Regions from separate parts of the Homo sapiens genome. Here region 2 is linked to region 1. A link is a loop called in an ENCODE intact Hi-C map of the cell type or tissue named here. Cell type or tissue: mammary epithelial cell. All regions are shown on one strand. Links, peaks and the distances in the headings refer to the core of each region. The heading gives the core; the rest is flanking DNA. Region 1 has its middle 17 kb from the start of RAB32. Region 2 overlaps SHPRH (SNF2 histone linker PHD RING helicase).

What was found. Hi-C counts contacts between places; a loop is a spot of excess contacts. Peaks named below come from ENCODE experiments on the same cell type or tissue, not always from the same donor. Only the 100,000 strongest peaks of a DNase experiment are listed, where the experiment ranks them.
Region 2: a loop joins it to region 1, with 5 times the contacts of the local background. A loop is called at or near these places in 5 of 110 quality-filtered maps.

The regions. Positions count from the first base shown.
Region 1 is chr6:146,524,885-146,527,815 of GRCh38, reverse strand. No RefSeq gene overlaps it. Among named protein-coding and RNA genes, the nearest start is that of RAB32, 17 kb to the left of the region's middle. In mammary epithelial cell, for the core only: a CTCF peak has its summit at 1,426 (motif pointing right); no DNase peak of the experiment used is centred there.
Region 2 is chr6:145,927,964-145,930,894 of GRCh38, reverse strand. The region is part of intron 14 of SHPRH (SNF2 histone linker PHD RING helicase); the gene reads left to right. Among named protein-coding and RNA genes, the nearest start is that of SHPRH, 35 kb to the left of the region's middle. In mammary epithelial cell, for the core only: a CTCF peak has its summit at 1,660 (motif pointing left); no DNase peak of the experiment used is centred there.

The DNA.
Region 1 (2,931 bases), core at 280-2,779:
CCTATTAGTAACATGATTTTAAGTAATTATAAATACCTTAAATATATCAGGCAATTACATTTTACAATAATTTTTTACAGGTTACGTATTCTTACCTAACTATTTCCATTGTAATTCTATGTTTATTTCACATAATTTGCCACAATTAATGTAGAAAAGCTTGGCAAAATATAAATGGAATTCTAGCCAGTATGGACAATTCTGTTTATTGCCTTCTGTTTCTACATTGTGCAGGAGAATCTTATATTCATGATATCAGAGAGCCAAATATGATTATAATCTCTTTTCAGTTTAGGATATTATATTTTATATTGCATGCTCTTTGGGGAGGCCCCACGGTGGTGTGCAGGCAGGATGCATTTTTTTAAATTATTTATTCACAGAGCTAGTTGACCAAATCTTCCAGAGAATGCACAAAGGTCAATTTTACAACTTATTCTTATATTGATTTGAATATACTTTTTGGATCTGCTAAAGGCCATTTTTGAATAAATTTATTTTATTTATCTGCAATATGATTTTCATGTCTAAAAAAGTCATTGCAATGTTTATTCGATTGCCTGGAAATTTTGAAAGGAAATAGAAAAAATGGGAGAAAGAATATTTAATAAATGCCTCTTTTCTCTCTAAATCATTCAAGAATATAATTTGGCATGTGAATATTTACACATCTTAGTCTGTCATGTATGAATGTCTTCATGGCTTTATGGAGTCATGTATAGAATTATATGACTTGGGAGGCACATTTCAACACAGATTATAATCATGTGTTGAGACTTTTATTTTTATCTGTTTCAAATACATTTTGAAATGTTAGTTGATAAACATATAGCCCCTTTAAGAATAGCAGCTGCTGGGTGTAGTGGTGCACACTTGTAGTCCCAGCTACTCGGGAGATTGAGGGAGGAGAATGCTTGAACCTGGGAGGTGGAGGTTGCGGTGAGCTGAGTTTGCGCCACTGCACTCCAGCCTGGCGACAGAGTAAGACTACGTCTCAAAAAAAAAAAAAAAAATAGCAGCTGCTTGTCTAGTTAATATAGCCCTATGAGTAAATCATGTCTAGATACTAGTTTAGTGTCACTGTACATAATATTAGTTCATTTTATTTAAACACTTGTTGTGTGGTAAATATTATTTTAAACCCTGTACATGTATTAATACACTTAATTGAACATCACTGTAACATGGGTACTTTTATAATCCATATTTTATGGATAAAGGAAAGGAAGTTCATGATGATACTGACAAGAGGTAGTAACTCCCAGACACAAACCCAGACATCCTATTTTAGAGTCCTTGCTCTTCACCAGTCTGCAATGCCACAGATTCTGGCCCTCATCAGTCAGTAGCTTTAAAGAGATATGTAGACTAATCTCTATTATCCAGGCATAACAATTTATAAATTGGAACTGTTTGGCCTCAAGAGGGCAAGCTTTGCAAATGCAAGCCTGCTGAGTAGTGACAGCAAATGTCCTGGAACTCATAACTAATTTACCTAGGAATTTCCTTGTAGCAAAAGAACATGAAGTGTCCACAGTGTATTGTCCAGTGTATGTGGTTATGGCATTTTGGGTCAGTGGGAAGATCAAGGGGGTTTCAAGATTTGATACACATTATTTAAATGTGTGTTGAAGGATTATACATCACAAAATGTCACAGTCAAAATTTCCAGGCTCTGACCTTTTGAAAACAAAACTGTTACCAAGTCGGTCTAGGTCGAGGTCCTGTTGCTTGCTGCAGTCTAGGTACTGTTGCTTGCTGCACAGAAAGCCAGTCACTGAGACAAGTATTGCCAGGAAAGAAGGCTTTAATCAGGTGCTGTAGTTAAGGAGACGGGAGATCAGTCTCAAATCCATCTCCCCGACTGACTAAAATTAGGGGTTTATATTGTAGGGAAGAATTGTAAGCATGTGTGGGAAAACAGGAATTAGGAAGGGGTAAGGAAGAGGAGTTGGTTAACAGGAATCAATTAGTCAGGCAATCATGACAGGTAAGGCACCTGTGCTTTCATTGTCCAGATGCAGTGATCTGGTAAGTTTCAGTTCCTTGATACAATATGGGAGGCCTGATGGTTGGTTCCTGAGAAAGGAACTCAGATAAGACAAATGTAACTTTCTCAAGTTTCAAGAGTGGGAGGATCAATTTTTATGCTTATTCAAAATAGACCATAAACATCAGTTCCATGGGACACTTGGGCCAGTTTTAAAACCATGAGGCCAGACCCAGCATACTAGTCATAATTGGACAGATATATTCTGAAAAGAAAAATAAAACTGAGTTAATAATTCCCTTTACCTTTTACCAATTTGGTACTAAAATATTTCTGAACACCTGTTCTATCCCAGGAATTGTTCAACTAGAGTATAAAGTGCTGAATACAACCAAAATTGTTGTCCCTTTAAGGTGATATAGTAATCAGATAAATCTACATTAAACTTCATTAACAAACAATCCTGAAATTACAGTTGCTTAACCTGGAAAAGGTTTATTTTCAGTCTTGTGAAATCTAGTATAGGTTTGGGCCCATCTCTAGGCAGCTGTGTACCATGTGTTAGTTGGAATCCAGGCTACTTCCATCCTGTGATGTCACCGTCTCAACTGCAGTGTCCATAATCACTAAGCCAGGGCAAGAGAGGACTGGACAGGTTGCACCAGCCATTAAGTGCTTTGGCCCAGAAGTAATGCACATCACTTAAATATGCAAGACATTGGTTAAAACTAGTCATGAAGATCTGTCTACATATATGGGATATAGGGATGTATAAGCTTACTGTGGGCCTGGAAGGAGAGGAAACCAGGTGTCTCCATATATAGATTACTGTTGGCTAAACAGAGAGTAAGAAAGTATATTTATATTGTGAAAGATAAGGCGTTACTCTAATGGTTACAAGTAAATTAATATGATGACCCCTGTTTACATACAAAAAAGCT
Region 2 (2,931 bases), core at 251-2,750, 600 kb after region 1:
AAACAAGAGTTTCAAAATAAATACTAAAAACTGATAGAATTATAACGAGAAATAAACAAGTGCGTAATTATTGTCAGAGATTTCTACATCCCTCTCTCAGTTATGTATAGAATAAGTAAAAAATAAGTGAGGGCATACATAGTTCAAACACCGCTGTCAACCAGTTGACCTAATCAGTGTTTATTGACTACCCAACCAAAGAGGAATATACATTGTTTTCAAGTACACATTAAATGTATATGAAGATAGGGCATATTCTGGGCTGTAAAACAAGGCAGTAAATTTCAAAGGATTCATGCTTACAGAGTGTGTTCTATGCCCACAGTGGTAGATACCAATAACAGAAGGAAAACTGGAAAGTCCGCAAATGCTGTGAATTAAATAACACACTTCTAAACCTTTGGGTTAAAAAATAAAAGGGAAAGTAGGAGATACTTTGAAGTGAATAAAAATGAAATATCAAAATTTGTGGGATGCAGCAAATCAGTTATTAAAAAGAAATTCATAGCATTAAACATGTACTAGAAAAGAAAAAAGTTTCATATCGGAGACTTCAGCTGCTACCTTAAGAAATTTAAAAAAAAAGAGCAAATGAAGTACAAAGAAATCAGTTGCCCAAAGAAATGTGTGCTTTTTGTAGAATATAAATCTTCTTACATTAAGCCTCTTTGAGTAGCCCGTCTGTAGTTGTTAGCTCTTTAGCATAATAGAACCAGAAATGGAAAGTGTCTCTTATTGTGCTAGATACTTGGGTAGAGTTATAAGGATTCTCAGAAGCTGAGCAGAAATAGCTCTAGACAAGAACTGAATAGGGTGGGCCTACTTACATGCTGCAGTTGGAACCCTGTGAAATGGTATATATTGTTCAAGATTTCCGAACTTCAGTGTCTTTGTCAATAAAATATTACAGGTGCTTTACTTACCTCAACTATTGTTCTTAATACAAAATGTAGAAGCACATTGAAAACGTTATAAAAACAGAGATGAAGAATGATGTTATTGGTTATGGTAATATGAAGGTTACCTCAGATTCTTACCACTTTCAACCTGCTCACAATGTAAATTCTGTTATCAATATCTAATAGAAAAGGGCCTATTATTATATATTCGTGTTAAATTGTTCACATATAGTACACGTAACTTTGTGTGCAAATCTTCCCTCTAGGGCATTCCCTAGAAAGTCCTCAATTTAGCTAGCAGTGTATTGTTGATTATTAAGAGAAATCCGCCACCAGAAAGTCCATTAATAGAGGATATGTTCCTTCTGAATTGTAATTTTCAACTTAATTGTAATAGATTTGCTGCTTTTAGTTTTTATTAACTTCATAGTAATGTGTTAAACAATATTCATTTTTTAAAGTAACATTACATATATAACTTACATAAATTAGATTCTTCTAATGTGAAGATCAGACAGTGAAGGTCTGACTTTTAAAAGAAATCTAAAATTAATTTCAAACTCTAAAAAGATTTGCTTATATTATATGTAAATAAATACGTATGATACATTAATACATATTCTGAGATTCTCCTTGACTGGTATTAAACACATTTTATTATTCCAATTTTGAACATTGTGTTTTCTGCAGATGATTTTCGGAGAAAATTAGCTTGACAATATCAAATCCACCAGTTTTCTTAGAAATGTTAGCGCCATCAAGTGGCTGAGAATGGGTATTTCCAAATTTGACTTAAACCTTTATAACATTGAATATGGGTTTTTTTTTAATCTTCCTCAGAAAGCATGTCTTTTTAAAAATAAACATGCAAAACCAGGTATTATAACGAATAGATAAAATTCAGCTGCTTTACATTATAGTTTAATCACTATACCTTCTTTAAAAGGTATGGTAATTATGAAGAGAAAATTGTTAATTGAATTATTCTCTACAAATGGTAGTATAAATACTGATAGAATTCATAATGTCCTTTGAAAAGCTTTAATCAAGACTCTTAACTAAAAAAAGAGAACTCACTGTGAAGATAATTGAATGTTAATGCCTACGTTATAAAGTAACTTTATTATTGTGAAAATAATCTTCTCCCTTATTTAAAGGGAATAGAAATTGGCTGACTACAGTTCTTTGATAATGTGTGTTTTAGAAAGCTTTGTATTAGCTAACTAATAGAACTAGATATAAAGCAATGGTATAAGAGCTATTGTTGCAAAATTTATTTTAAATTAGGTGTTTTGCACAACACTGAATATACATAATGCCACTGAACTACACACTTAAAAAGGGCTGAGATGGTAAATTTTATGTATATTTTACCAAAATCAAGATATGTATGTAAACTTATATATGAGCTAAAAACAGAACCAACTTCAAAATTTACAAAGGTTTGCATATATATATATATCTCATTGTAACTATGAACATGGTCCTAATTACATGATATTCATAAAACCAGCTTGAAGTTTTTTTTTAAAAGAAAGTATGTGTGATACTTAGGAAAAAAACTTTCTCAGCAAATAAAAGCTAGAACATCTTGTACCTTTTTTTGGTATGGATTGCATGGTTTTGCCAGTGTTAGGTTTTTACTTTAATAGTATTTATAATTTACCTGTCTTGAATTTTACAAGCAGCAGTTAAGATAGATTCTATTATTCAAGCCATTAAAAATGTTCATCTCTTACTTTATTGAGATATCATCAAACTTTCTGTGTAAAGAAGCAGATAATACATAGGCATTGCAAGCCATAAGATCTCTGCGCAACTATCAGCTTGGCTGTTGTAGTACAACAGCAGCCACAGGCAGTATAAAAACAAATGAGCAGAGCTAGGTTCTAATAAAACTATGGACCCTGAAATTTAATTTTCACATGTCACGAAATATTTTTTTTGAATTTTTTTCAACTATTTAAGAATGTAAAATTCATTCTAAGCTGATGTGCCCAACAGATAGGCAGAGGGTAGAAATGACCCATGG